5 separate regions of the Homo sapiens genome follow, and all the other regions are linked to region 3. Evidence: chromatin contacts called from ENCODE Hi-C or POLR2A ChIA-PET data. All regions are on one chromosome and are shown on one strand. Each heading gives the region's core, a stretch centred on a gene start or an enhancer-like site at or near the end of the contact. The rest is flanking DNA. Distances are from core to core; before and after follow the strand shown. Region 1 has its middle 37 kb from the start of GCM1. Region 2 has its middle 23 kb from the start of GCM1. Region 3 holds the start of GCLC (glutamate-cysteine ligase catalytic subunit). Region 4 overlaps LOC124901332 (a long non-coding RNA gene). Region 5 overlaps LRRC1 (leucine rich repeat containing 1).

The links. A loop is a pair of places that touch in the nucleus more often than their neighbours do. ChIA-PET counts read pairs that join two places held with the same protein, here RNA polymerase II (POLR2A). Pooled maps may share reads with other maps.
Region 1: a loop to region 3 is called in a map of PC-9, with 8 times the contacts of the local background. The contact joins the enhancer-like site here to the promoter of GCLC in region 3. A Hi-C loop is called at or near these places in 2 of 168 maps with a recorded cell type or tissue (PC-3 and PC-9). POLR2A ChIA-PET finds 5 or more read pairs at or near these places in 1 of 52 experiments (H1).
Region 2: a map of CD4-positive, alpha-beta T cell shows a loop between it and region 3 (3-fold over the local background). The contact joins the enhancer-like site here to the promoter of GCLC in region 3. A Hi-C loop is called at or near these places in 2 of 168 maps with a recorded cell type or tissue (CD4-positive, alpha-beta T cell and naive thymus-derived CD4-positive, alpha-beta T cell), 1 of 37 single-sample maps with no recorded cell type and 12 of 50 pooled maps. POLR2A ChIA-PET finds 5 or more read pairs at or near these places in 1 of 52 experiments (activated CD4-positive, alpha-beta T cell).
Region 4: a loop to region 3 is called in a pooled map, with 2.5 times the contacts of the local background. The contact joins the enhancer-like site here to the promoter of GCLC in region 3. A Hi-C loop is called at or near these places in 1 of 37 single-sample maps with no recorded cell type and 4 of 50 pooled maps. POLR2A ChIA-PET finds 5 or more read pairs at or near these places in 1 of 52 experiments (B cell).
Region 5: a loop to region 3 is called in a pooled map, with 5 times the contacts of the local background. The contact joins the enhancer-like site here to the promoter of GCLC in region 3. A Hi-C loop is called at or near these places in 4 of 37 single-sample maps with no recorded cell type and 4 of 50 pooled maps. POLR2A ChIA-PET finds 5 or more read pairs at or near these places in 1 of 52 experiments (GM12878).

Annotation. Positions count from the first base shown.
Region 1 is chr6:53,109,353-53,115,093 of GRCh38, forward strand. No RefSeq gene overlaps it. Among named protein-coding and RNA genes, the nearest start is that of GCM1, 37 kb to the right of the region's middle. Within about 2 kb of position 3,264, at least 7 of the 41 ENCODE cell types and tissues checked have a DNase peak (open chromatin) inside an H3K27ac peak, as active enhancers do; they include PC-3 and PC-9, where a contact is called at or near this core.
Region 2 is chr6:53,168,660-53,174,514 of GRCh38, forward strand. No RefSeq gene overlaps it. Among named protein-coding and RNA genes, the nearest start is that of GCM1, 23 kb to the left of the region's middle. Within about 2 kb of position 4,157, at least 2 of the 41 ENCODE cell types and tissues checked have a DNase peak (open chromatin) inside an H3K27ac peak, as active enhancers do.
Region 3 is chr6:53,541,773-53,547,385 of GRCh38, forward strand. It overlaps GCLC (glutamate-cysteine ligase catalytic subunit), which reads right to left and starts at 3,329. Exons shown (of 16, transcript NM_001498.4): 1 at 2,724-3,329. The coding sequence starts at 2,873. RefSeq lists enhancers at 437-1,074, 2,013-2,754, 2,593-2,652 and a silencer at 2,873-3,302.
Region 4 is chr6:53,242,430-53,248,013 of GRCh38, forward strand. It overlaps LOC124901332 (a long non-coding RNA gene), which reads right to left. Exons shown (of 4, transcript XR_007059612.1): 2 at 3,112-3,183; 3 at 1,842-2,002; 4 at 1,616-1,715. Among named protein-coding and RNA genes, the nearest start is that of MIR5685, 32 kb to the right of the region's middle. Within about 2 kb of position 2,707, at least 5 of the 41 ENCODE cell types and tissues checked have a DNase peak (open chromatin) inside an H3K27ac peak, as active enhancers do; they include B cell, where a contact is called at or near this core.
Region 5 is chr6:53,922,417-53,927,683 of GRCh38, forward strand. LRRC1 (leucine rich repeat containing 1) reads left to right here. Exons shown (of 14, transcript NM_018214.5): 14 at 219-1,709. The coding sequence ends at 377. Among named protein-coding and RNA genes, the nearest start is that of MLIP-IT1, 74 kb to the right of the region's middle. Within about 2 kb of position 3,280, at least 5 of the 41 ENCODE cell types and tissues checked have a DNase peak (open chromatin) inside an H3K27ac peak, as active enhancers do.

The DNA of each region.
Region 1 (5,741 bases), core at 2,014-4,513, 430 kb before region 3:
GAAATGAAGCAATTATTTCAAATCTATTTATGGGACACAGAGGACACACAGTGAGATTTTGCTGATAGTGCCTTTAAATCTGAACCTTGGGTCCCACCCCTCTGCCAGGCCACGTTTGTCTAGGTAGGCAGTGACTGCCCAATTTACCTGGATTGGTAGGGGTGATGGGGGAATACAGAGGAAGAAAGACTCATTAGATGCTGTTCTAAGATTAGCTCTAGTTCCTGATCATTGGAACAGTCTTTGGAATTCTCTGCTCAGTCCTGGGAAGATGTTGTCAAGGGGATAATTGTCAGAATGGTGCAAACACTGCAGGAGAAACAGTAGATACACTCACCAAAAAGATAAGGAGGTGTTTTCTGGAAAGATGGCCCCTTTGCAATTAGTGACTATTCAAAATTAAAACTACCTCCTTTCAGTTACCCAAGTAACTGCCATTCATAAATGCCTGAGTTGTGGTTGCATTTACCCGTGTGCAGAGAAACTGACCACAAGACTTTCAGGACTCAGAGGACTGAATTGAGGGGTGGCTGCCTCTCAATGAGGAGTCAGAGGAGCAGGGTGTCTTCCTCAGGACTCACCAGGAACAATAGGACCCATGTGATGAGATTGGGCCCACCTGGACAATCCGGGCTAGCCTTCCCATCTGAAGGTCCTCAATGTAATCACATCTATAAAGTCTCTTCTGCCACGTAAGGTTTTGTCACAGGTTCTAGTGGTTAGGATGTGGACATCTTTGAGGGACCATCATTCTGCCTACCATAGCCATGACTTCCTGGGTATAGCAACACTGCTCAAACTCTATGCCTCCACTTCTAGGGATCTGGACACAGGTCATGAGCTCAGAGTTTTTAGAAGATGGTGTCACTAGGGTAGGTATTAATATTAACCTCAGCACAATACCAGCAGTTTGGCACCCATGATTATCCCAGCAAGCTTCAGACATCTAGTCTTCCTTCAGGCATCTGTAGACATTTGCATTTTGGCACTTCCATCAGCTCCCAAACCCTTTCCTCTGGCTGGCTCAGAAATACCTAGCGCCATGCTTGACCCTCTGGTAGGGAGGTCTAAAGAAAGGTCCACCCCCATTTTATCCCTTCCCCTCACTTTCCACCACAGATAACAACCCAGATGGATGCAGCTGGTGTGTCTTCCTGTTGACAAACACCATGGGGAGTGAGTTGTGCCAATTCTCTTGCCACATCCACGTTATGTCTCCCCTGACTCCTCTGTAACTCCCTCCCTCCAATTCTCTCCTCATGACAAAAAACCTGGGACTGCAGACTGGCTTATGAAAAATGTGGATAACAATGTGCAAACAGATGGGTGTGGTGGTTTATGCCTGTAATCCCAGCACTCTGGGAGGCCAAGGTGGGCAGATCACTGGAGCCTAGGAGTTTGAAACCAGCCTGGGCAACATAGCGAAACACTGTCTGTACAAAAAATACAAAAATTAGCTGGCCACAGTGATGCCCACCTATAGTCCCAGCTACTCAGGAGGCCAAGGTGAGAAGATTGCTTCAGCCCAGGAGGTTGAAGTGGCAGTGAGTGGTGATCACACCATTACACTCCAGCCCGAGTGACAGAGCAAGACTCTGTCTCAAAAATAAAATAAATAATGTGCAAACACTCACACAGCATTTTCTATGTGCTAAGTGCATTATTCACATTAACTCATTGAATCATTGCAGCATCCCTGTAAAGTGGGTGTTATCACCTTTTCTTAAAAGTGAGGAAACTAAGGCACAGAGATATTTAGTAACTTACCCAATGAGTGGTTATGATGGGATTCACATCTAGGTAGGCTGGCTCCAGAGCCTACACTCTGTCCCCAATGCTAGCGTGCCTCTAGACAAATATAGATCCAATGATAATATTCAGACCATCACTGGGAGGTGAAGTGCTTTCTCCTACCTTCCTAGATGTATTTGCAGTTTTAAAAAGCACAGAGAGTGATGCTATGTGTCACACGAGTACACCCTGCCCAAGGGAGATGGATTCAGACTGGGAGCCCATGGGTAAAGGTTTGTTCTGGTTCTGCCATTTTGCTGGCTGAATGATTGTAGACAAATAATAGATCATCTCTGAGTCTCAATTTCTTTATCTGCAGAACGAGGATGACAGTCACAATACCAAGCTCACAAGGTTCTGGTGGGGAATGACATTCCTGATCTCATTGGATAAAAGTGTTAAAGTATTATTCACTACCTAGAGCTAAGGTCATTTGTTTTCTTTTTGTTGAGACAGAGTCTCACTCTGTCACCTAGTCTGGAGTGCAGTGGTGTGATCACATCTCACTGCAGCCTTGACCTAGCTAAGGTAGTATTCTTATTAGAGCATGGGATTCAAGCTTGTTGAGCATGAATCTGAGACAGAGAGCTTGTTGGCCCTCCAAGCACAGCACTGGGCAGCCTCTGTTCCTTCTGCATATAAGGCCACCTCTTTATTTTCATTCACTGCCACTGACTGGGTCAGGACCTCACCACCTCTAGCTTGAACCTATAAAACAGTTTCCTATCAGATATTCTTCCTGTACTCTCGCCCCTTCCCAATCAAAACGCTGGCATCAGGTTAGTCTGAGGCACAACCTTCCTCTGTTATCCACAAGTTGTGACCTTCTAAACTTTCTACAGCCTGCTGTCTCTGGCAAGGGTGATGAACTCAAACACCTGTGAAGGTCCAGAGGACACCACAAGTGAGTGAGGTGGACCAGGTGTGCAGGCAGTGGCAAGCCAGACCCTGTGTCTCTTGCCTGAAAGGGAAGCGGCTACTCAGCTTCCGTTCGAAGATTCTCTATAAGGCCTGACCTTCCTATTTTTAAAGAGAAGCTGGAAATCCATGTTGTTTGTGAAATGTTGTATGCTTAACCAAACTCAAGTTTAAAAGGAAAAAAATAAAAACACGATACAGGTCAAACAAAAGCCATCTGCAGGATGAGTGGAATCGGCCAATTTTTGACCCTTGGTATGCAGGTTAAAGCCCAAATAATAAACTTTGCATTCTAGGTCTGTACAGGTTTGACACTAACCTACCTTTCCAGCTCGCCTCCTGCTCCTCCTCCAGGTCTGCTCCTAGCCAAGAATAGTTCTGGTTCCCAGGACACCCAAAGCCCCTCCCTACCCCTGCCCCTTTGCTCTGCTGGCATCTGGAATGCTCTTTCTCTCACCTTCCCCACCCTCCAGCTCCTCCTGGAAGTTCTACTATTCCTCCTGGAGGCTTTCCACAGTTTAACTCCAGCCAATGAATGATTAAATAATTACACACAATCTACTCCCCCTGGGCCTCCAGGGCACTCTCAAAGAGCTCTGTTTCACCTGTGTTTACTTTCTACCACATCCTGGCCAGTGCCACACCTCAGAAGGCTTCAGAGAAAAATTGTGACTAACTGACTTGTGTCACTTCTCTCCTACTAAATCATAAGCAAGTTGTCTGCAGAGCCCCCCACTGCCAGCTCCTTGCCCCAGCTCCTCCCACCACCACCATGACCCAGGACAGCGCCTTATAGGTCCCAGATGACTGTCAAGGCTTCTTGAAAGCTTTGGCTCTAAGGGATTAAACTGGAAGACTGCAGCTGATTAACTCACTAGGTTTAAATTAAGTTCTTGGGCTTGCTGCAAGCAGAGCAAAACTCTCCCGTCTCTCTGCAGCCCCTTCTCAGGCCTCTGCTCTCTTTGTGGGCATGGCCAGTGTCTCTTAGCTGCATCCTGGGTCACTCAAGGTCTCAGGGTAGGAGAGCTGGATGTACAAATCACACCCTCATCCTCCTGGGGGAGTGGATCCAGGTGCTGGTGGAGGGATGCCAGCATCACCTGGAAGCAGAAAGTTATGCCCTGAGGGAGCTGTCCCTTGTTTGACTAATCCAAATTAATACCACTATTATTGTCTTACAGTGTTAGGGCCATGAGAGGCCATATAGCCATTTAGACTGAAGGAGGAAACCGAGACCCAGAGAAGCATGATTTGCCCAAAGACAGGGTAAGGGTGAACTCTAGATAGGATCCAGGACATCTAACTCCAACTCTGGAGACTTTTTTCCACTAAGCCAAAGATTTGCTGCTATCATTTGAAGTGTTCTGATAAAAACACAAGTGAGATATCTCAAGACTACATTTTTCAGACACTCCATCTCACAGCTGTGCAAAAATGGGCTGCCGATTTGTTTTTGTCCTTTCTGCTTCTGTGAATGTGGCATTTGGAGTGTGACATTTGCTGCTCCAGCCACTTCTGATCTCAGTGTAATTTCCTTAGCTTAGGAAGATGCGTGGTATGTGTCTGTGTGCTTGTCCCTACATTTCAAACTCCCTGGAGAACATGTGTCGCAGAAGTAGACAAAATGAGAAAATAATCACTGGTAGTTTGCTGCAATGTCTCTTGGTCTGTTCTCTTTCTCAACCTTCCTAAGTTTGTAGTTGGGACAGACTTCTGCAACAAAGGACAGATTAACAAGAGAACAGTCCAGCTTATCAACACGTACAGGACACATCGCGTGGGAGAAACCTCAGTGAAGAGTTAACTCAAGGCAGTGTTTACGAGTCTGCCATATATAGTATGTCTAATAAAGAACAATAAATTTCAGAGAAGTGACAAGACAAAGGAAAGTAGTCCTGGACTTCCAAAAATGGGAAGCTATGGGAAGGTAAATATATGGGCAAACACTAATGGAGTAAAGTCTGCTCACAGGTCCCTCTGGCACCATCTCTGAGCTGATCAAGGGTTGTCTCCAGTAATGAAGAATGTACATCTTATCTTTAGGTAAGAAAAGAGACAGGGAGGATAAAAAACCTTTTGTCTCTGTAAATCTCTGTCCTGCTTTTAGGCAAGCAAAGGGAAGACACAGAGCTCCCCTGCATCTTAATTATCTTCAGCTCAACAATCCTCTTATTTTGAGGAGGCATATTCTGGTCTCCCACAGTTGCCATATTTCCCTGGGAACATTCAAACGAGGAATAGCTGCCATGAAAGTCAAGAAAAGACATTTTGGGAGCCTCTCCAAACCTATTCTGGGTCAGAGGCTGCCTGGTTTAAGAAAAAAGGGAGAGAGAAAAAAGGAAAAGATAGTTTACACTTACACTACTTTTTCAAAATAAGAGATTATTCTGTTTATTCTCATGCCCATGATGGGAATCTCTGCTGAAGAGTAAGTCAATGGAGGAAGGCATCTATTGAAGCGCTAAGACAAGATCATTACCTTCATTTTACAGATAAGGAAACTGAGGCTCAGGGCAACTCAAACTAAGCACCTACTATGTGCAGGTTGTGTTTTAAGGACTCTATATTTATTTACCCAGTTAAGATTTACAGTAACACTATGAGGCTAGTGCTAGTATCATCACTCCCATTGTACAAGTGATAAACTGTGGTTCAGAAAGAACTAATATTCCCAGGAGCATTTAGTTCATAGCTTGACAAAGCCAGGATTTGGACCCAGGTGGTTGTACTCAAAGCTGATGTTCAAAATCATTCATCTGTTAATTTTTAGTCAAATGAATGGGCCAGGCACTGTGCTAGGTTCTGCAGATACAAAAGTGAGTGAAATAGACACAGTTCCTGCCTTCAAAGTGCCTCCAGCCTAGCAGGAAAGAGACTGTCAATAAATTATATAAAACTGAAAGGGATCAGAGTGTATTGCCTTAGTAAAAGGATTGTTTTGAGCTGAAGGCAACTGGGAAAGAGCAGACTGCAGAAAGGCTCTCTACTTTTCCCTATTTGCTTAAAAGCAGGGCATATATTTTTCTTTGTGA
Region 2 (5,855 bases), core at 2,907-5,406, 370 kb before region 3:
AGAAGGCCATATTCATGAACAAAGAATCTGGGAGAGAGGTCATGATGGTTAATTTTTTTTAAGCTATGATGATTAATTTTATGTGTCAACTTGGCTAGGCCATGATACCTAGATATTTGGTCAAACACCAGTCTAGACATTGCTGTGAAGGTATTTTTAGATGAGAGTAACATTTAAATCAGTAGACTTTAAGTAAAGCAGATTATCCTCCATCACGTGGTCTCATTCAATAAGTTGAAGGCCCTAAGAGCCTTCAGAGACTGACGACCCTCAAAGAAACAGAAATTCTGCCTCTAGACTGCCTTTGGAATGAAGCTGCAGCAGCCGCTCTTCCCTGGGTCTCCAGCCTGCCAGGCTGCCCTGCAGATTTTGGACTTGCCAGCCTGCACAATCATGTGAGCCAATTCTTCAAACTGAATTCCCCTCTCTCTCCACCGCCCCCACACACCCTCACACTGCTCCCCCTTCCCACAACACATACTCCCTTAGTTCTGTTTCCCTGTAGAACTCTGACCAGTACAGAAGTACATATAGGAAAAAAATGGAAAGCAAAGCTTTGTGAATATAGAAAATATTATTGCTGGGCATTGTGGCTCATGCCTGTAATCTTAGCACTGTGGGAGGGTACGGCTGGTGGATTGCTTGACCCCAGGAGTTTGAGACCTGTGCAACATAGTGACACCCCTGTCTCTACAAAAAATACAAAACTTGGCTAGGTGCAGTGGCTCATGCCTGTAATCCCAGCACTTTCGGAGGCCAAGGCGGGTGGATCACCTGAGATGAGGAGTTCGAGACCATCATGGACAACATGGTAAAACTCCATCTCTACTAAAAATACAAAAATTAGCTGGGCATGGTGGTGCATGCCTATAATCCCAGCACTTCGGGAGGCCGAGGCGGGTGGATCACCTGAGGTCAGTTCAAGACCAGTCTGGCCAACATGGCAAAACCCTGTCTCTACTAAAAAATACAAAAGTTAGCCGGGTGTGGTGGTGGATGCCTATAATCCCAGCTACTTGGGAGGCTGAGGCAGGAAGAATTGCTTGAACCCACAAGGCGGAGGTTGCAGTGAGCTGAGATTGCACCACTGCACTCCAGCCTAGGCAACAGAGTGAGACTCCATTAAAAAAAACAAAAACAAAAACAGAAAAAAATACAAAACAGTGTAGGGCATGGTGATGCATGCCTGTAGTCCCAGCTACTTGGGAGACTGGGGTGGGAGGATCACCTGAGCCTAGGATGTTGTGCCTGGGCAACAGAGTAAGACTCTTATCTCACAAAAAAAAAAAAAAAAAAAAAAAAAAAAAAAAGAGAGAGAGAGAGAAAGAAGAAAAGAAAGGAAGGAGGGAAGGAAGATCATTGCTCAATGTGTGTCAGAGAGTCACAAAATTAAATTAATTATGGATACATTGAAAAGCAGGTAAATGAAAAAATGAGGCAATTATTAATTCCAGGAAAAACAAAGAATCATATCTTAGCAATGAACAATATTTGTCAAAGTAGTGTAAATGCCAACCACTAACTAACGAAAATATTTATGTAATTACCTTGGGAGGGGCAAATGAATCAGTAAAGTCTAAAACTAACAAATTGAGAAACACAACATGAGCATATTATTCAGAAACACGGAGATAAATGCTTAGGGAAATTCCTAAAAGAGATAAGGATAATTTTCTGTGGGTGTAGGGCTATGAGATAAGAAAAGGCAGTTAGCTGGCCAGGCGTGGTGGCTTATGCCTGTAATCCCAGCACTTTGGGAGGCCGAGGCAGGAGGATCACCTGAGGTCAGGAGTTCGAGACCAGCCTAGTCAACATGGTGAAACCTCATCTCTACTAAAAATACAAAAAATAGCTGGGTGTGGTGGTGCATGCCTGTAATCCCAGCTACTCGGGAGGCTGAGGCAAGAGAATCACTTGAGCCTGGGAGGCAGAGATTGCAGTGAGCCAAGATCACGCCATTGTACTCCAGCCTGGGCAAGAAGAGTGAAACTCCATCTCAAAAAAAAAAAAAAAAAGAAAAAGAAAAAAAAAGAAAAGGCAGTTAGCTATCTGCAGTTTTTCATGACAAGCCTTTTTCACTACTCGAATTTACATGCAGGTATTGCTTTGATAAAAAAAAAAAAATAACTGAAAAATATTTGCCCACTTGTAGCTCTGTCTCTTTTGGGCTGTAGTGTCAGGTAACTAATTTGATATATTAGCAAAGTAAAGCCTGATATATTGTCTAGCCCTATCAGATAATTTACTTAATTTTTCTTTTCTTTTTCTTTTTTCTTTTTGAAACGGAGTCTCGCTCTGTCGCCCAGGCTGGAGTGCAAAGGTACGATCTCGGCACACTGCAACCTCTGCCTCCCGAGTTCAAGTGATTCTCCTGCCTCAGCCTCCTGAGTAGCTGGGATTACAGGGGCCTCCTACTACGCCTGGCTAAGTTTTGTATTTTTGGTAGAGACAGGGTTTTACCATGTTAGTCAGGCTGGTCTCGAACTCCTGACCTCAGGTGATCCGCCCACCTCCGCTTCCTAAAGTGCTGGGATTACAGGCGTGAGCCACTGCGCCCGGCCAATTTACTTGATTTTTCAAGGGCTCCAATACTTCTATGCTAAAACGACTAATAGTAAAAATTTTAATCAACACAGGAAATTAGTGTGAAGAGTGGGGAATATTTGAGGTTTCCGAAACCAAATCACTGGGCAATGCATACATTATCCAGAGCCTAGAGCATCATGGATTCTCAATTAACATCTAATGGGATGTGTGACAGAAGAGCACAAAACTCATTACCCTGAGTGTGGTACCCTATCTACGGGATAGGATATTGGGGGCAGTGTGGACCCTTGCATCTAAAATATTTCCTGCATTTGTATTCCACAGATGCTTGAAATTCAATGATAATTTCATTTCATTGGTCCTCAAGGGTTTTTTGATATTTAGAGTTGTCTGCTAAGATGGGAAATTTCTCAGGAAAGGAACACCCCTTAGAAGGGGGTAATTTGCTTGTTACTGAGAATAAGAAGTGAACCAGGTATGGCAGCTGTGCCCATAATCCAAGTCACTTGGGAAACTGAAGCGGGAGGATAGCTTGAGCTCAAGAGTTTAAGTCCAGCCTAGGCAACATGGCAAGGCCCCCGTCTCTAAAAAAATAAAATAAAATAAGAGAAAAGAAATTTCTATTAAAAACTTATTTTAAAAATAAGTAAAATAGAATAAGAATGGAAAAGTGAAGGGTAGGCAAGGGCAGAGGTAATGGCCACACAGGACTAGCCTTCGGCTTGGTCATCTTTTCTACCAGTCACCAATCCAGGGCACCGAGAAAGTCCAGCAGCGCCTGAGCCTGCTGCACTTGCAGTAGCAGGGACTGGCCGGGAGATGGCAGCCCTGTCCCAGGTCGGGTGGTGCCTCAGCCGCAGTTCCTGTCACGGCCATCGGGAGGCAGTGCAGGAACACTCACTGATGTGTAGCAACTCAGCCTAAAAAGCAGTTTTTATTATAATACATTGCTGCTGTGATAAGCACTCAGCAAATATTTGTTTGAGTGAGTTGACTCTATGTCAGTCATTAAGATCACTCTCTTGAATGCACCCTCAACACCTTTGCAGGTACCACAATCCTGGGTCATCACTTTAAACCCATGTCCGTGAATGTTACCCTGTATCCCCGCCGTCCGTTCATTCTCACACTGTTTCACACTTGCAACTCACTCAGCTAAGCTCCGACACCTCACTCTGCTCATGGCCTTGCTTTCCAGTTCACTGAGAAAACGAAGCAGATAGACGGAACTTCACAGCGCCCTACCACGACCACAGGTCGGCCTTCCTGCCAGCGAAGGTAGGTGAACTGTCCTGGCTCCTAAGGGCAACCCTTCCCGTGCCCTAGGTAAAATCCCTTCTCACTTCCACGGAAACATGACTCCAGAAAATTTTCACGACCTTTTCCCCCACGTCATCAATTTTCCTTTCTCTACTAGCTTATTCCTATTAGCACAGAAACCTGCTGTTATCTATCCCATCATTATTTATCATTCCTCTTGGGCCCCAATTTTCTATCAGCTATGACCCTATTTCTGTTCTTTTTTCCAGTAATTCCTGGGGTTTTCCATACTTACTGATATTCACCAACTCCAAAGCCTTCCCTGCTATTCTCGGCTACACCCACTGTAATCAGCTTTTGCTCAGACCGTTCCAAAGGAACTTCTCTTGACCTCTGCATCACTTACATCCATTAGTCAACCCTGTCCTCATCTTCACTTTATCTATAAACAGCACTTGATTGCTAGCTCCTCACTTCACCGATCCTCAGGGCACCATCAACTGGCTTCTCCTCCCCTCTTAGTTCTTTGTGGAGTCTGCCTTTTCTCCCCAATCTATCCTTACCAAGTTGTCTAAGGCATGGTCCTTGCACTTATTTATACCTCTGGCTCAGACAGAAGTCTGAGCTCCATACTCAGCTCAGACAGAAGTCTGAGCCCCATACTCAGCTCAGACAGAAGTCTGAGCCCCTGAGCTCCATACTCTGATACCTAACTGTTCAACTTCTCTGCATGACCATTTAATCGGCCCCCATACTGTTATCCTCATATTCCCCTGCTCTGCCCACAGTCTTCCTGTCTCAGTTAATGGCTACCCATCCTTCCAGGCTCTCAGGCCAAAATCACTGCAGGCATCAGTGACCACTTTATTTCTCTCACACTCCATATCAGCTCCCTCAGGAAATCCTGCTGGCTGTACCTTTAAAATATATTGGGATTCAAGCCGGGTGTGGTGGCTCATGCCTGTAATCCCAGCACTTTGGGAGGCTGAAACAGGTGGATCACTTGAGGTCAGGAGTTTGAGACCTGCCTGACCAATATGGTGAATCCCCGTCTCTGCTAAAAATACAAAAATTAGGCTGGGCATGGTGGCTCATGCCTGTAATCCCAGCATTTGGGGAGTGTGAGGTGGGTGGATCACCTGAGGTCAGGAGTTTGAGACCAGCTCGACCAATATGATGAAACCCCGTCTCTACTAAAACTATAAAAATTAGCCAGGTGTGGTGGCATGCACTTGTAGTCTCAGCTACTCAGGAGGCCGAGACAGGAGAATTGCTTGAACCCAGGATGCAGAGGTTGCAGTGAGCTGAGATCACGCTTCTGCACTCCAGCCTGGGTGACAGAGCGAGATTCCATCTCAAAAAAAAAAAAAAAAAAAAAGAAAAGAAAAGAAAAAAAATACATATATATGGATTCTTACCATGTCTCACCACCTCCACCCACTACCACTCTGAGGTAAGCCATCAATATGTCTCCCCTGGATTACTCAATAGCCTCCTAGGTGGTCTTCCTACATCTCCTCCAATTTGTTGTCAATTGAGCACCCAGAGTGACCTCTTTTAAAAAGGCCAGACCATGTCACTCCTTTGCTCAAAACTATCTATGGGCTCCCCACATTAGTCAGAATAAAAGCCAAAATCCTTGAAAGACATGCAAGATTCTAGACCAACAAAGTCCAATCAAAACAGGGCATTTTACATTTCCCAGGAGTCACCATGGAAAAGTAAAAATAAACAGATGAAATGAATTGTAATAATATATTCATTTAACCCAATATCACTAAAACATTATTTTGACATGGAATCAAAATTAAAATTGAGAAAAATTACAACTAATTCTCATTCAAAGTCTTTGAAACATGATGTATTATTTAATCATGCAGCCAGGCTAGGCGCAGTGGCTCACACCTGTAATCTTAGCACTTTGGGAGGCGGAGGCGGGTGGATCACCTGAGGTCAGGAGTTCGATACCAGCCTGGCCAACATGGTGAAACCCCATCTCTATTAAAAATACAAAAATTAGCTGGGTGTGGTGACATGTGCCTGTAGTC
Region 3 (5,613 bases), core at 2,079-4,578:
TGGAACAAGAAATGTGAAGGTATAGTCTTAACAGTCACTAAAGAAAGTTTTCAGTGAACATCATTTACACATTTTAAGGTAAGAGCAGTGTTATCAAATCTTTTTTTGGGGTAGGGGGCTAGGGTCTCACTGTCACCCAGACTAGAGTGCAGTTGAACAATCACGGCTCACTGCAGCCTCAAACTCCCAGGCTTAAGCGATCCTTCTATCTCAGCCTCCCGAGTAGTTGGGGCCACAGGCACATGCCACTAATTTTTTATTTTTGGTAGAGATGGGGTCTCGCTATATTGCCCAGGCTGGCCTTCAACTCCTGGGCTCAAGCAATCCTCCTGCCTGGGCCTTCCAAAGTGTTGGGATTACGGGCCACCACGCCCAGCCATTATTAGAGTCTTAATACAATACCAAAGTCTAATTCTCCACAGATCTGCTCAGCGTAATTTTTTCAAGAAGTGTTATGACCTGGCTGAAATGCTGGGTCCAATTTTCTCTCCTTTATAGATGCATAATACAAGTTTGCATTATGGCCACTCTTTTCCAAGCCCCTTGATCTTTTGGAGTGGGAAGGAGGTAAACCTATTGCAAATCTCTCCATGAAAGCCTGTTAAAGCAGAGACACGTACTTCAAGGCTCTACTCTTCAGCTCTTCCCACTTCAATTTACCCAACAACTACAAAAGTTACTTAAAATAGGTAGTTCTAAATGCTCTTCCTGCCAACAGGAGAGGCCTTTTTTAAAAGGGTAAGATTAAGGATTCCTGGAGTGTCTTGCAGGAATACACCAAATGGGACAAAGATGGATAAGGGGTGGTGGGGGGTGGGGTGTTGTCTCCAGAAGGAGTTGCTGAGCTCCAACTGTGCTGCAAATTTCCTGTTGATGTAGTTCTACCTGGGACAATGACTACCAAAGACTTGAACTGCCTGTCTTTGTAGAGAGACCTAGTTAAATGTCAAAAGCAGCACAGGGCCCGGCACATTGGCTCATGCCTGTAATCCCAGCACTTTGGGAAGCCGAGGCGGGTGAAAAGTCAGGAGTTTGAGATCACCCTGACCAACATGGTGAAACCCTATCTCTACTAAAAATACAAAAATTAGCTGGGCGTGGTGGCAGGCACCTGTAATCCCAGCTACTCAGGAGGCTGAGGCAGGAGAATTGCTTGAACCCGGGAGGCTGAGGTTGCAGTGAGCCGAGATCACACCATTGCACTCCAGCCTGGGCGACAGAGCAAGATTCTGTCTCAAAAAAAAAGAGCAGCACAAAAAAATGTCAAACTTTGAACTGCTCTACAATGACTAGTTACCATACAGTGGGAACTTGAAATAGTAGTTCATTCACTCATTCATGCCACAAGGACCTGATGCCAACTACACCAGGCACAAGGCTGGGCTCTAGGAAAACAGAGGTGAACAAGCATAATGTCCCTGCCCAATTTCGTCTTACATTTTCCTGTGACACACAATACAAAAATGAATATACAAAATGGCAGATGCTGTAAAGAAACTATGAACTTTACAGTAAAACTGAAGAATCATCACCAAAACACATGCTGTGCTTTTTCTGTTCAAAGAAGTGTGACAAACCACTTTTTGTAGAAATGTGAATTACTAGTCATCATACTTTCCTAATTTAAAACAGCACAATTTCTTCAGCTGTAGGAGGTAGAATCCCAATCTTAGAAAAAAAAAAAAAACTAACTTTTTGAAAGGAGATATTCTGCACTGGTGTAACAGCACGTCAGCACTTAGGCCAAGATTGATAACAACACTGGCCAAAAGATAAACAATTTACACAGGTGGCAAGCCATCTAAGGCAAAAGCTAAAAACAAAAACAGAGATGGACTTCTCAAGAAGTCATTTAATGTGTACTGCATACACACGTAATTTTCAAAAACAGAAAGGGAAGGCACAAAAAGTTTTGGCAGATGACACTAAATCAACAGTTTTAACATTGCTGCATTCCAGATCATTCCAATAAACAATGGTTCAACCTACTGAGAATCTAGAGACATTTCATCTCTAGGCAGAACACTGGTTTGTAAAGTTTAGTTGCTGGACCTAGGCCATGGAAAGACACAAGCAAATCCTAATGTTGAAACTCTAAATGCATTCCCACTTAGAATTAAACAGGAAAGGGAAGGTTCCTCCCCCATGTAGGAAACTGAGCCGTAATTTACTGGTTTCAATTTATAGCTATGAAGTGTGTGTGTTTTGGAGGGGAGGGAAGATGAGAAGTTGGAGAGGTTTAAGGAAAAGACACCTGCATGAGGTAGGGCAGAAGTGGACATCCTGAAGACCTGATTTCTAAAAGCAGCAGGCCTACTAGGAAAACTTAAATCTCTTTCATATTGACCGCAAAAGCGAATTTTGAGCCTGTAAGGTGGATCATGGTAGTTGCCGGTCTGCAGATACACTAGGTTGAAGACTCGCAGCACCTAATGTCACTTTTTCATGCTCACGCCCTCCCAGCGCCCAATCCGTGTTTATGGAATGAAGGGGAAAACCCAAAAGAATGAATGAACAAGAAAGGAGTCTAGTCAGGAGGATGGCCCTGGACGCGGACTAGGCGAAAGCAGGGACGATGCTCCCGGGGCCGGGAGGCGCTCGAGGACCCCCGGGCGCAGTGGAGAACGCGGACCGCGATAGGGCCGGGGGCGTAGGGCAAGACAAAGGCAGCGCGGGCGGCCAGACACGGGTGCCCGGCGGGGACGGGGACCGCGGGCGCTCACCTCATCGCCCCACTTGAGAACGTCCTTGTGCCGGTCCTTGACGGCGTGGTAGATGTGCAGGAACTGGAGGATCCCGTGCCGCCGCACGTGGTCGGCATGGCGCTTGGTTTCCTCCCAGCTCAGCGGCGAGCCCTGGGACAGCAGCCCCATGGCCGCCCCCTCCTCCTCCTCCTCCTCCTCCGGGCTGACGGCGGTCGCCCGCTCCGGGCGCGAGACGGACACTCAGCCGCCCGCAGAAGGCGGCTGCCGCTCCACCCCGCGGGGGCGCTCTCGGGCCGCAGTCGGCGGAGGGAGGGTCCTGCCCGCTCCGGCTCCCCGGCGGCGGCCCCTGGCGCCCAGGTGACAGACCCTGGGTCCGACGCACCGCGCGGAGGCGAAGGCAGAAGACCGAGAGCAGGCGGGACGGCTCTCGGCCCGGCGGCCTCGCCCTCCCCGCTGCTCCTCCTCCCGCTCCGATGCGGCGGCGGCGGACCCCACGGCCGCGCTGCCGCGGCGGCTCCCGCTTCTCTTTGCCGGTCTGGTGCACTGGCTTCTTCCTACTTGTGACCAAAACCTGCGCCGCCGCGGAGCATGCCCAGTCTTTGCGTCCGCTAGCTCGCCGCTCCTGGGCGCGATCCTGCGCTCCAGGTTTTATAGACTACGGGCGAAGGCGGGGAGAGGAGGCGGTGCAGCGGCGGAGGCGTGGCCTGAAGCCCGGTGGGAACCGCGGGGGCTCAGGAGGCGTGTGCAAGGGTGATTGGGTCGCAGTTGAGGGGAGCAGCTCGCGAGAAGGGGGCGTGCGGTCGGCCTCGCTTTACGCAAACGCGACATATCAAAATGCATTTTTTTTCCTAATCAGAAGAGATAAACTTGGGATTCGGGAAGAAAGTTGATTATTTGAATCAATGACGAACTCACCATATTATGTTTTAGTTGGACAGGGCCTCACACTTAGAGTGAGAGCGGCAGAATGTGTTGAGAAAAGTATTAACATGGTAGTGAAGTGAAACAGTTCAACTCTAGGCTCCATCACTTACTGACTGTGAGACTTGGGACGAGTTCTTCCCATATCTGCATAAAATTAGATTAATTCTATCTTTTATAGATGTCGTAATTATGTGCATAGTGTACATGTGTATAGTGTTGGCCAAAAAATTGACCTGGTTATTAAGAGGAATCAATTTGTCAACATGTGTAAATCATTATTCCCTACTGTCTTGATTAACTGGTGACCTATGTTCTCTGGATGGCACGGACACCATTTATTGCAAAAAGTCTCCAGACAGACCATATGAGGAACCATCTCCAAAAGTTTATCCTCCATCTAAACCTAAAATTCATCCCTTAAGTGATCAAAATGACGTTCTTGTGAGCCTACCGTGGGGTGGGGTTGAAGATAGTGGGAACACCTAGAGTTGGCCTTATCTCGGAGGGAAAGGAGAGGAAGGAGGTACCGTGCCCCCAAGTGATTGTTTAATAAATATGTGTTGACAGAGCAATGACCTGTCAGGGGAAAAGTGAAGGCAACTAGATCATACATGTACCTACCCAGAAAGTGTGTATTTATCATACCCTCTTCCCTCGCACTACAGAGTTAACATTTAGTAAGCACTTATTAATTGCTAAATGAGTGAGTACATGATAGCAGGATTCTCTTCTCCCACAGCCTTCATATTGGATGTGCCCCTCACAGGGCTTGGGGGCATGAATACCCAAGGTCTGGCTGGGATTTCCACAATGGTGTGTGTGTGTGTCTGTGTGTCTGTGTGTGTGTGTCTGTGTGTGGTAGGGATGTTTGAAGCTCAGGAGAAGATGTTTCCATCCTCATCACACAGGTGGGATAGAAATCAAACCACATTCTAATTTTTCCACAGCCTTTTCAACAACCTCCTTTGCCCTCCCACCAACCTCACCAGATCTGTATATGGTTCTGGCACTCTGTTGTTTTTCCTGCTTGAAATTCTCCATCTGACACACTCATGTTCATCTCTTGAGTCACAGTTATTCCTCTCTGTGTTTTGGTTGCATTCGTACATTAATGATAGAGTCATTTTAAAGATAGCTCCACACTAAATAGTGAATTCCTCTGGGGCACAGATGACTTATGCCTTTTGTACCTTTAATTCTAGAAAAGTGCTTGGTATAGAGTGTGTGCTTAATAAATGTTAGCTTCTCCGTGAAAAGCAGGTAGTGGGAGAGGGGGAGAAACAGTGTTTCCCATGTAGGTAAGACATCCAAGGATCATTGGGTTATTCTCATAATGTCATCTGACATTCTCATAGACCTGCATTGTTCAACACGACAGCCATCAGCCACATTGGCCAATGTACATTTGAAATGTGGCTAACATGACCGAGAAACCAAATTTTCATTTTAATTTAATCAATTTAAATGTAAATTTAAAAACTGATATTCCATTCAGTTACTGGAAAACTTTTAAGTAAATTTGAAACAAGTTGGAAATGTGAATCCATTTTTGACTGTAAATTTTATGAAATGTAATTACAGATCAAGTATTTCCAATGAAAACTTAGTGGCCCAGATGTGTTGTGAGTGTAAGTCACACACCAGATTCTAAGACAGTAGAATAAAAAGATGTAAATATCTCATTAAAAGTTTTATATTGATTACATAGCGATATAGCATTTTGGAAATTTTGAGTTAAATATGATGTGGTATGTTATTTAATTTACCACCACCCCCACCCACTTTTATTTTTAATTTTAAAGGAGGCTACTGAAAAATTTAAGATTACATATGTGGCTCTCATTCCACTTTATTGAAACAGTACTGATGTAGACCTTGATTTACACTTTGCAAAGCAGTTTTCCCATACACCTGCTGCACACCATACACTTTTCCCATGCACCTGTTAGGAATCATGGACCTGGGCGGTTCAATAATAGACTAA
Region 4 (5,584 bases), core at 1,457-3,956, 300 kb before region 3:
AGATCTCAAGTTGAGAGTGAGAATAAAGCATGCTCATTACATTTCCAGCCACACTGAGCATTTCTAATCGCACTCTTACCTTGTCTTCACTCCTATGCACATTTGCAAATTCTTAAATTGCTGAGATTTGTACAAATCTTATCTATATACTCTATCCAGTGAACCAAGTTGGAGGCAAGGGAACAGTATGTTATTAAGAAAAGGTAAAGTGAAAGCCTCCTGTGAAAATTGCAATACTGGCTGGGAGCAGTGGCTCATGCTTGTAATCCCAGCACTTTGGGAGAATGAGGTGGGCAGATTAATTGAGGTCAGGAGTTCAAGACTCCTGCTTGGGCAACATAGTGAAACCATGTCTCTACTAAAAATACAAAAATTAGCCAGGTGTGGTGGCGCACGCCTGTAATCCCAGCTACTCGGGAGACCGAGGCAGGAGAATCGCTTGAGTCCAGGTGGCAAAGGTTGCAGTGAGCTGAGATCACACCACCGCACTCCAGCCTGGGCAGCCGAGTGAGACTCCATCTCAAAGCAAAGCAAAGTGTAGAGAAAAGAAAATTGCAACACTAGCCTCTTGGTACCTTGACATGAACCACAATTAACCACACTCTTTAAGTGGTGGTAGCTTCCATTTCTGTCACTGTTACCTTCATAGTACTTTTTTTTTTTTTTTGAGACAGAGTTGCTCCTTCTGCTCACTGCAACCTCCACCTCCTGGGTTCAAGCGATTCTCCTGCCTCAGCCTCCCGAGTAGCTGGGACTACAGGCACATGCCACCATGCCTGGCTAATTTTTTGTATTTTTAGTAGAGACGGGGTTTCACCGTGTTAACCAGGAAGGTCTCGATCTCCTGACCTCGTGATCCGCCCACCTCGGCCTCCCAAAGTGCTGGGATTACAGGCGTGAGCCACCACACCTGGCCCCTTTATAGTACTTCTATCTCAGTTTGAATTTCCAAGGCAAAGCCAGACACCTTTTCTCACAAAGCCTGTGCTCTGTTGTTAGGTGTGGGCATGAGTCTTGCTGTTCAAACTCAACTATTTCATTCAAAGTGACCTTTCGTGGGTTTACAAATTCATTGAGGTTGAATGTGTAACTAAATTCTAAAATGTTAGTTCTAAACTAAGTTCTAAAATGGTTCTAAAAAGTTCGTATGTAAGGAGCACCAGGAGGGCTTGCTGAAACACCAGTTGCTGGGCCCCACCCCTGGAGTCTCAGGTTCAGCAGGTCTAGGGCGAGGTCGGAGGATGTGCACTTCTAATACGTTCCCAGGTGGTGCTGAGGCTGCTGGTCTGGGGGCCACATTGAGAAACACTGACTTGAATGACTTGATGCTGTTGCTGGCCTGCTTTGTAAACTTCTTAGACCCTATCCAGTAATTGCCTTTCTTTTCTTTTCTTTTCTCTTTTCTTTTTCTTTTTTTTTTTTTTTGAGACAGAGTTTCACTCTTGTTGCCCAGGGTGGAGTGCAATGGTGATATCTTGGCTCAGTGCAACTTCCGCCTCCTGGGTTCAAGTGATTCTCCTACCTCAGCCTCCAAAGTAGCTGCGATTACAGGCATGTGGCACCACACCTGGCTAATTTTTTTGTATTTTTAGTAGAGACAGGGTTTTACCATGTTGGCCAGGCTGGTCTCGAACTCCTGACCTCAAGTGATCCACCCATCTCAGCCACCGCACCCAGCCAGTAATTGCCATTCATAAAGAAAGCCAAGATGACACCTACAGAGCAAAATTATGTGATATTCAGGAATAAACACTGAAACATTATTTTGATTAGAATAATAGCTGCACGGAACAGAAACTTAGCTATAAGAGCTTAAGCAAATAACAGTTTGTTTTTCTTACATTCCCAAGAAGACTAGAAGCTGTGATAGGCTGGTGAAATGACTTCACCTCATCAGGGGTCAAGGCTCTTGCTAACTTTCTCTTCTGTCATCCTTGGTAAATGATCTTTGTCCTCATGGTCACAAGATGGCTGCTGCATCTCCATGTATTGCCTCTGCACTCTAGGCAGGAAAATGAATGATGAAGAAAAATGCATGTATGAGCTTTTCTGAAAGTCCCTCTAGAGACTTCTGTTCCCATCTCATGGGTTAGAACTATGTCACATGGCCACACCAAGCTTCAAGGGAGCCTCAGCACTCATTGACCCACATAAAATGGGGTTCCCGTCGATGAGAAAGGAAGGAAGAATGGGTGGTAATCAGCAGGCTCTGGGATGCACTCACCTGCTTGACTCCCAAAGGGTCACATTGCGTACTCAGGCCAGAGCCACCTACAGTGCTAAACCAGCCACGCAACAAGTGAAAGGGACAGAGAAAAGACATGAAGCCACTTCTGTACTAGCATTTCTTGCCTCCTGCTAATGGGTGTTATATGAAAAGGGAAAACTGAACTAGAACTTCTTTACTATAGACTTCTGAGAAGTTTTATTAAGCTTATGTATGTGATGACATTCCAAGGCAGGAACAAACATACTGCATTTTCCAAGCTTATTTGACCACAGAGGCTTTTTAAAAATTTTTCTGGAGCATCTCTCTGAACTACATTCCATGGAAATTTTTGCCAGAAAACCTTGATATATACAGTGTCAACTATCAGTGTGTTTTTTAAGACTCCTTACGAGAAAAAAAGCCAAGTATGTTCTTCTTACATCAGTGAGATAGTTCTACTTTTTTTAAGGGGAAGGAAATGAAAATAGGAACAGTTTGTGAGTCAGGGCGGGGGGTGTGATACCAGCCTGCCACCTGAGAACCATGCAACCTTGACAGGCCTGGTGGCCTCCCTAGAGTCTCCTGTGGTTTTTTTTTTTTTTTTTTTCTGTGAGACAGAGTCACCCAGGCTGGAGTGCAGTGGTGCGATCTCGGCTTACTGCAACCTCTGCCTCCCGGGTTCAAGTGATTCTCCTGTCTCAGCCTCCAGACTAGCTGGGATTACAGGTGCGTGCTACCACACCTGGCTGATTTTTGTATTTTTAGTAGAGATGGGGTTTCGCCATGTTGGCCAGGCTTGTCTTGAATTCCTGACCTCAGGTGATCCGCCCCCCCTTGGCCTCCCAAAGTGCTGGGATTACAGACATAATCTACCACGCCCGGCCAGAGTCTTCTGTTCTTACTTGCAAAACAAGATCTGTAGGCAAGCACCAGGATGCATCCCAATAAACCAAAATTCTGCAACTTCACAGCTCCTAGAAAGATCAAGAAGGGATGCCTGAATCAATCTTTGGTAATGGGAGATAGAGGATATATGCCCTCCTGTTGGGCGACAGAGTGAAACCCCGTCTCAAACACTGGAGATGGACTCTCGGGGTTTTGACATGTTGGCCAGGCTGGTCTTGAACTCCTGACCTCAGGTGATCCGCCTGCCTTGGCCTCCCAAAGTGCTGGGAGCACAGGTGTGAGCCACCACACCAGGCCTGGTTCTCCCCTTTTAAGGGCTCATGCATTCTATTAAGCTCACCTAGATAATTTAGGATAATCCCCCCATCTCATCACATCTGCAAAGTCCCCTTTGCCATATAAGGTAACATATCTACAAGTTCTAGGAATTAGGACATGGACATCTTGGGACTCATGGGCATTCTGTCTACCATGCAGATGAAATCTATTGTTTAAAGAAGTATAAACAGTGTTGGGAAACTGAAGACTATAACAAAAAATTCAAATTAGGCTTAATAGTATGTGAGACAAGCAGTACAAAAGGTAGAGAAGGTTTATGTGAGAAAAGAAAAGAAAAAAAAACCCAAGAAAGGAGATCAATTACAATACAAGCAAAAGTAGGACAACACTAGTTACGAGCTGGAAGCACGTGAATCCTTTAAGAGCCCGAGCAAAGGGCAAAGGTTTAGTATGGGATTGTTGGAGTTTCTTTCTATTATATATTGTACCTTCACCAATAGAACTAAAAGTCTAAAATCACACTATTTAAAAACCGAGAATGTATCAGCATTAACCAGATTGATCCTACAGGCGCTGCTTGACTTTCAGGTGTGGAGGTGGTAGGAAGAGCCACAGAATGGCCTGAAATAATTGCAGAGCTCCAGTGTTTGAAGAATGTATAGGAACCTGGTGAGGTGAAGGCACCCGTGCCTTTGCTTAGTGGCTTCAGGATGTGGAATAAAAAGGAACATGACATCTACATCCAGGTGAGAATTAGGCTTGGGACAAAGGGTGGTGAAGTATTAGTCCAAAGGTCAATAAAAGAGTAAGAATCACATGCAAGTAAAAGGATCCAGGCAGAGGGTGTGCAATAAGAATTTCTCAGTCCTGGTCCTGTTGTCATTGTGAACCACATAATTATTTGTTGTGTGGGTGTCCCGTGCATTGTAGGCAGGTTAGCAGCATCCCCGGACTCCACCCATCTGATGCAGTGGCACCCTGCCCCAGGATGTGACAACAAAAAATGTCTCCAGGCCTTGTCAAATGTCCCCAGGGGGAGGAGACAAAAATCACCCCAGTTGGGAACCACTGGTATACACTGAAAGAATAGGTAAGGGGACACAACACACCAAAAAGGGGGAGCCTGCAAGCCTGGAAAGAGTCTTTGAGGCTGCAAGGACACAAAAACCGAGGGAACCTTGTAAGGGGCCTGTTGCTGGAGCTGGTGGGCTGGCTGGGAGCCACCAAGAGCATCCAGCTGGTTTGCATACTGGCCTGTAACTTGGCCAGGGCAGGATCCAGGTCAGAAGAGCTCAAGTCTAATTCGTTCAGGGGTTGCACTCTGGTTGTTTTCCATTTGTTATGCAAGCACAGGTTTCAAAAGGCAATTCACCTGGGCAGGGGATATGCTTGCTTGCAATATAAACAGCTTGGAACCTATTATCTTACATGGTTGTTTCACTTCATCTAGGTTCACTGTCTGTCCTCCTGACCCCTGATTTGTAGAGGAGGGAGGAAACAAGGATGGTGGAGAGACTTGGATGCAAGTAGTGCCACCTCCAGCCTTTACAAGTGCCGTTAGGAGAATTAGAAAAGGTGCATCTCTGGCTGGATGAATTAGGAAAGAATGTCCCCTCAGGGAGGATCAGGAGTGGGGCTAGGCTAGGAGAGTGGATGGCACCTTATCTCCAACCCTAGCTGGGAGCGCAGAGCTGCGTGTCAGCGCCCCCATAGTGAGTACCTGCAGAGTTCCTATGGGAGCAAGCCTCCACCATGCACACTACATCTTACATAGCCTGTGAGGCAGAGGCTTACTCATGTAAACCTTGAGGGGCAGACATGACATATGGGGCCTCCGAGCTCTGAGGGGTACTAAACTTTCTTACCAGCAGGATTAGAATTTTAGTATGACACATGGTGAGAAACAAAGGCAATTGATTCTGTAGGAATGAGTGTAAGGTGGCTTAAGAATATTCTAAAGGAGAAAAAAGCAAAATGGACAGCTAGGAGAGACTGTGCAAAGTCGCTTCTGTGCATCTGGCCTGATGAGCATATTCATTGATAAATTTAGGACCTAGGTGATCAACAAGAGCACTGCACTTTTGCAAGTGAGGGCAGACCTCTAAAATTCCTTCTAAGGTTCAAACACTAATGGCCCAAGGCTATTAACTGCATCTAGTTCAGGGGATGTGTTCTATAAAGTAAATCATG
Region 5 (5,267 bases), core at 2,030-4,529, 380 kb after region 3:
TATAGTAACTAGGTAAGTTACATGGAACACTTTCCCTTTTCCTTAACTACCAGTGGGCAGTTGATGAATGCACATACATCCAAAGAAAGCTTTTCCACCCATTTTAAGAATTTCTAAGAAGGTAACATTTGTATTGGAATGCTAATGCCTTGAAGCTGCATGTTTTGAAAAAAGTAGTGGAATAAAACCAAAACACTCACTCCACTGTTTGTTTTTAGAGAACACTTCTAAGGCGAGCCACTCCACACCCAGGGGAGTTAAAGCACATGAAAAAGACAGTGGAGAATTTACGGAATGACATGAATGCTGCTAAAGGACTGGACTCAAACAAAAACGAGGTCAATCATGCCATTGACCGAGTGACCACTTCTGTGTAGAGTTTCACCTCCAAGTTTTACCTCCTGTGTCTTCCTCTGCTGTCGAGACGTTCCTGTCTGCTTCCCGGGAGCCTCACGTGCTCCTTGTCCTAACCAGCCCCCGCGCGCCATCTTCCCGTGGAGTGTGGGGAAGCTGCTGTCTCCCAGGAAGTGCCTTACTCATCCCGCAACCAGTCAGCGCACCAGTGGTCTCCCGGTGTGATTTTTTTTTTTTTTAATTTCAGTTGTTTGTAATAAGTAGAATACACTACTGTAAACATACGACCTTTGTTTTTGTCTTATGTTGGGGTAAAGGAAAGCAGGAAGGGGAATTTTTATCCTCCTCCCTTCCGTAAAGTGCTGGGATATTTTGAATCCCCCAAGTTCCCTTGGACCTACTGATGAGAGATAGTTTTATGTATGGGGAAAAATGGATACTTTTTAAACCTTTTTTGGCAGCTCAGATGGTGTAAATTTTAAAATTTTGTATAGGTATTTCATAACAAAAATATGTATTTCTTTTTTGTTATTTTATCTTGAAAACGGTACATATTTTAGTATTTGTGCAGAAAAACAAGTCCTAAAGTATTTGTTTTTATTTGTACCATCCACTTGTGCCTTACTGTATCCTGTGTCATGTCCAATCAGTTGTAAACAATGGCATCTTTGAACAGTGTGATGAGAATAGGAATGTGGTGTTTTAAAGCAGTGTTGCATTTTAATCAGTAATCTACCTGGTGGATTTGTTTTTAACCAAAAAGATGAATTATCAATGATTTGTAATTATATCAGTTGATTTTTTTTGAAAAGATGAACCAAAGGATTTGACTGCTAATATTTTATTCCTTACACTTTTTTTCTGAATAAGTCTCTCATAATGAGTGCAGTGTCAGACTGTGCCTACTCTGATGGTATGTGCCATTTGTAAAATAAAATAGAGCAGAAAAACACAAAAAGAGAACACTGGTTCAGACATTCAGTGGGCAAGTAAATTATGGACTGCAAAATAATGATTTTTATTCAAGAAAGCTTTAAAAGTTTTATATCCAGATATACAACCACAATAAAGCAAAATAACCTACTATCAAAATAGAAATGTTGCTATCTTTATAAGTGCAATTTAATTTGTAAATAGAGTTTGAATCAAAGTATCACAAAATACTGCTTCAAGATTTAATTTTAAATCTGCTAATTTAAGGGATATTGGGAAAAGTTTTGGTGTGTTTCTGTTGATTTCTTTTTTGTATGCTGTGATAAAAGAGAAATGAAAAGTGCCAGTCACTGTGTGGTGTCTAGGAAAATCATATATATTTTTTTCTCCAAGAAATAAATTCATCCTGGACATTGGCCATACAGCTTTTTAAAATTATTACTTTGTATGTTCAAGTGATAGCAGGTAGCCAAATTCTTTGACAGTGTGCTCTGGTCTGTTAAATATCTAAATTACCCGTCAGTTGTGAGTGACCTCCTGTGGGACTTGCATTCACATGGGGCAGAGCCCAGAATTGCCTTTGACTCTGGCTAGTAATTTTGGGTTGTGGCTATCTGGCCAATTGGACTCCTTATAAACCCGTCTTCAACCAACCAAATACAATACTTTTTTTTACTTCTATACATTTACTTATTGGGTTCACTTAGCTTTTTAGTCTGTGTGTATGTAAATATGTGTGTATTTTAAAAACTATTTATGGAGCTGAAAGTACATAACACATAAGTGAGTTTCGGCTGGTCAGTTTTATACCTTGTTCCCTAATCTGTGCATACCAATTTTCTTTTCTCTGTTTTAAGATTTTTGACATCCTCTATTTTGTTTTAAGCTTATAAAGATAATGCCACTATCTCATGGGCTGATTATATATAAGCAAATTGGTTTTATTTAATGAGAATTGTCTTGACGTGGAAGAACAAGTAGAACTTGCATGGCGTGTTTTGTTTGTTTTTATATAAAGCCCATCCTTTACTACTCAGTTCATCATGGCTTTTCTGGACTGGAGGTGGACAGAATGGTGTGTGTGTGCTTAAATTTTCCTAGGAAATGTCATGCACCTAGTTTATTTCCTTTGGCCTATCTCCTTTAGTTCATGTTCACTTAGTTTGCTTTTTGTTTTCAGTTTGGGGGATTTTGTTTGTTTCCCCGCTTCCTTTGAGAGGGAAATGTCGCTTTCATCTGAATGTTTTACGCTGGTGACACTGCAGTGCTCTTGAACTTCAGGGTGCTGGAACCAAACTCAAGCTTCACAGTGGAAACAGCACCAGCCAGACAGTTCTGCCTTGAGAACATGCCAAGCCGTTTCTAGGAAGGCCCCTCTCATAGTTATAAGAAAAACTTGATTATGTGAAACGATACCTTTCTCTGTCAGTGCCCCCCCCCCCCCCACCACGACCCCCGTCCCCATCCAGCCCTTCCTTTAGGAAAGGGAGGAGTACAGTATATGGCTGGCTGTTTGTCTTGTGGGAGTGACAGGTGAAAGCAGGAAAGGAGGTTAGTATGACCTGTTCACCCACTTTTTTTTTTCCCATAGCCAGTTATTTCTTCTTTTTAGCAAGAAAATAATGTCTCAGTGGGTAAAATAGCCAGAGAAAAAATGAGAGGAAGTGAAATAATCAAAGTCATTGATAATGAATAGAGGGATTGGTAAGAAATCATAAAATGTCTGCCTAGATATTGTTTTTTTTCTGGAAAGTTTGGAGGAATTGTCCTGACTGACCCAATCTTTCTGTCTAAAAACATACTAGCTGGCTGTCAATGAGGTGAGCAGGCAAGGTGGGATCACTCGCACCAGCCTCTCATAGCAGCACTTCTGCCATCTCCTGTGAAATCTACCACACCCAACAAGACATGCTTAGTGAATGGGGTGGAGGCTGGGAAAATTCTGTGTCTGAGAGTTACTCTGAACAGCCAGTCCTTCCCTGGTAAAATGACTGACGCTTGGTCGGCCACAGTGGCTCATAGCTGTAATGCCAGCACTTTGGGAGGCTGAGGTGGGAGATCACAAGGTCAGGAGTTCGAGACCAACCTGGCCAACATGGTGGAAACCTGTTTCTATTAAAAATACATAAAATTAGCCAGGTGTGGTGGCGGGCACCTGTAATCCCAGCTACGCAGGAGGCTGAGGCAGGAGAATTGCTTGAACCTGGGAGGCGGAAGTTGCCGTGAGCCGAGATCGTGCCACTGCACTCCGGCCTGGGCGACAGAGCAAGACTGTCTTAGAGAAAAAAAGAAAGAAAATGAGTGATGCTCTGCCCTGGGCATGCTGCTGGTGTGTGGCAAGGCTGCAGCAGCACTCTCAAACAAGGGACTGCATTGCAGCTGCTTATTAATAGAAGGCAATTAGGGACATTGCCACTCAGTGACATCCATGGAGAGTTGCAATCTCACTTCACCATTGTTGTTGTCTTACCTCATCCAATTTTCCAAAGAGCCAATTAAAAAAAAAAAAGAGATAACTTTATTATGGAAAATTCAAAACATACAAAAGTAGAATCATCATTGACCCTCCTATAGCTATCACTCACCTTCAATAATTAGCAACACAAGACTAAGGCATTTAAAAATGCATGTTTTTAAAACATGTATTATGTTTTAAAATATGTCTATAAGAAAGTGCACAATGAAGCATTTTTTTTTAAAGCTCTGGAAAAGCAAGCAAATGTGCTTTTTAAAACTGCTTTGGAGTTACAATTTTTGAGTCAATATGCCAGTGGAATCATGCATATGGATATAGGTCTGAATCCCAGCCTGCCACGTAGGTATGGACAAACTAACCTCTCTGGGCCTCAGGTCCTTCATCTTTAAAATGGGGCAGTAATAGTCCTTTCAGGCTTAGAGTGAGGATTAAGTGGGATACATAAAACACGCTCTCAGGAAGTGGGTGGCTGCTATTATTACAGGTCTTGCTGTTTTTGTTGTTATAGTAGTGTTATTAGCACCCCTGCAATTCCTGCCACCAAGCCAACAGTGTGTCATCAGATGGGTATGTTCTCAGGAATGAGGACACACACTAGTTCTGATGGAGAAAACTTTATTTGAAAACTGTTTCACCTGTGGTTTTATATATAGACTCCTGCATTATGTAATGGGTGGTGATTTTAATTTGTCCTGTGTGCTTACTTAATGGTAGGTCTAGCAATGGTCTCATGGTAACCACCTCATTTTAACCAGACTTACTAACTAGCCATCCTTAAGGTAAAACTAGATCCTACCAAGAAACCATGAGACAGCTAGTTGAGAAAAGGGTCTCCTTTTCCAGAAAATGTCCCCCTCTTTGTCATATTCTTGGTTTTCTAGGTTCAGGTCTCTGGTGCTCATTTTGCCTTGTCTCTATTTCACCCTGGATTTTCATAACATCTCCTTTTTTACCTCTTGCTTTGTTCTGTCTCCTTTCTCTCAAAGGAGGCTTTCATGTATCAGAAGGAACGAGTCAATTTAAGACATGGATCATCCAGGGAGAAAAACCTGCTGGAACAAATAAATTAGTGCAGCCTGACGTGGGGCATGTAGAGAACACTCCCATCTTGTTGGAGTGGTTTCTTTTTTAAAAAGCAGACAGCTGGCGGGAAAGGGAAACCAGAAAAACCTGATCTGTTCCTTGTGTTCAGTGGGCTGTGTGGAAGATTGGAGATGAGGTTTTGTGTCTGGCAGTAGGCCAGAAGGATAGTGTAACTTTAGACTCTGAGAGTGGGCAATCATTGTGACAAGCATGGATTTTAGCCAAGGGCTCTTGAGTTCTGACTGGACAAGAACCTGACTGGGTCAATCCTCCAAGTTTCTTTTTTTTTTTTTTTTCTTTTGAGACAGAGTCTTGCTCTGTCGCCCAGGCTGGAGTGCAGTGGTGCAATCTCAGCTCACTGCAACCTCCCCCTCCCAGGTTCAAACGATTCTCCTACCTCAGCCTCCCAAGTAGCTGGAAT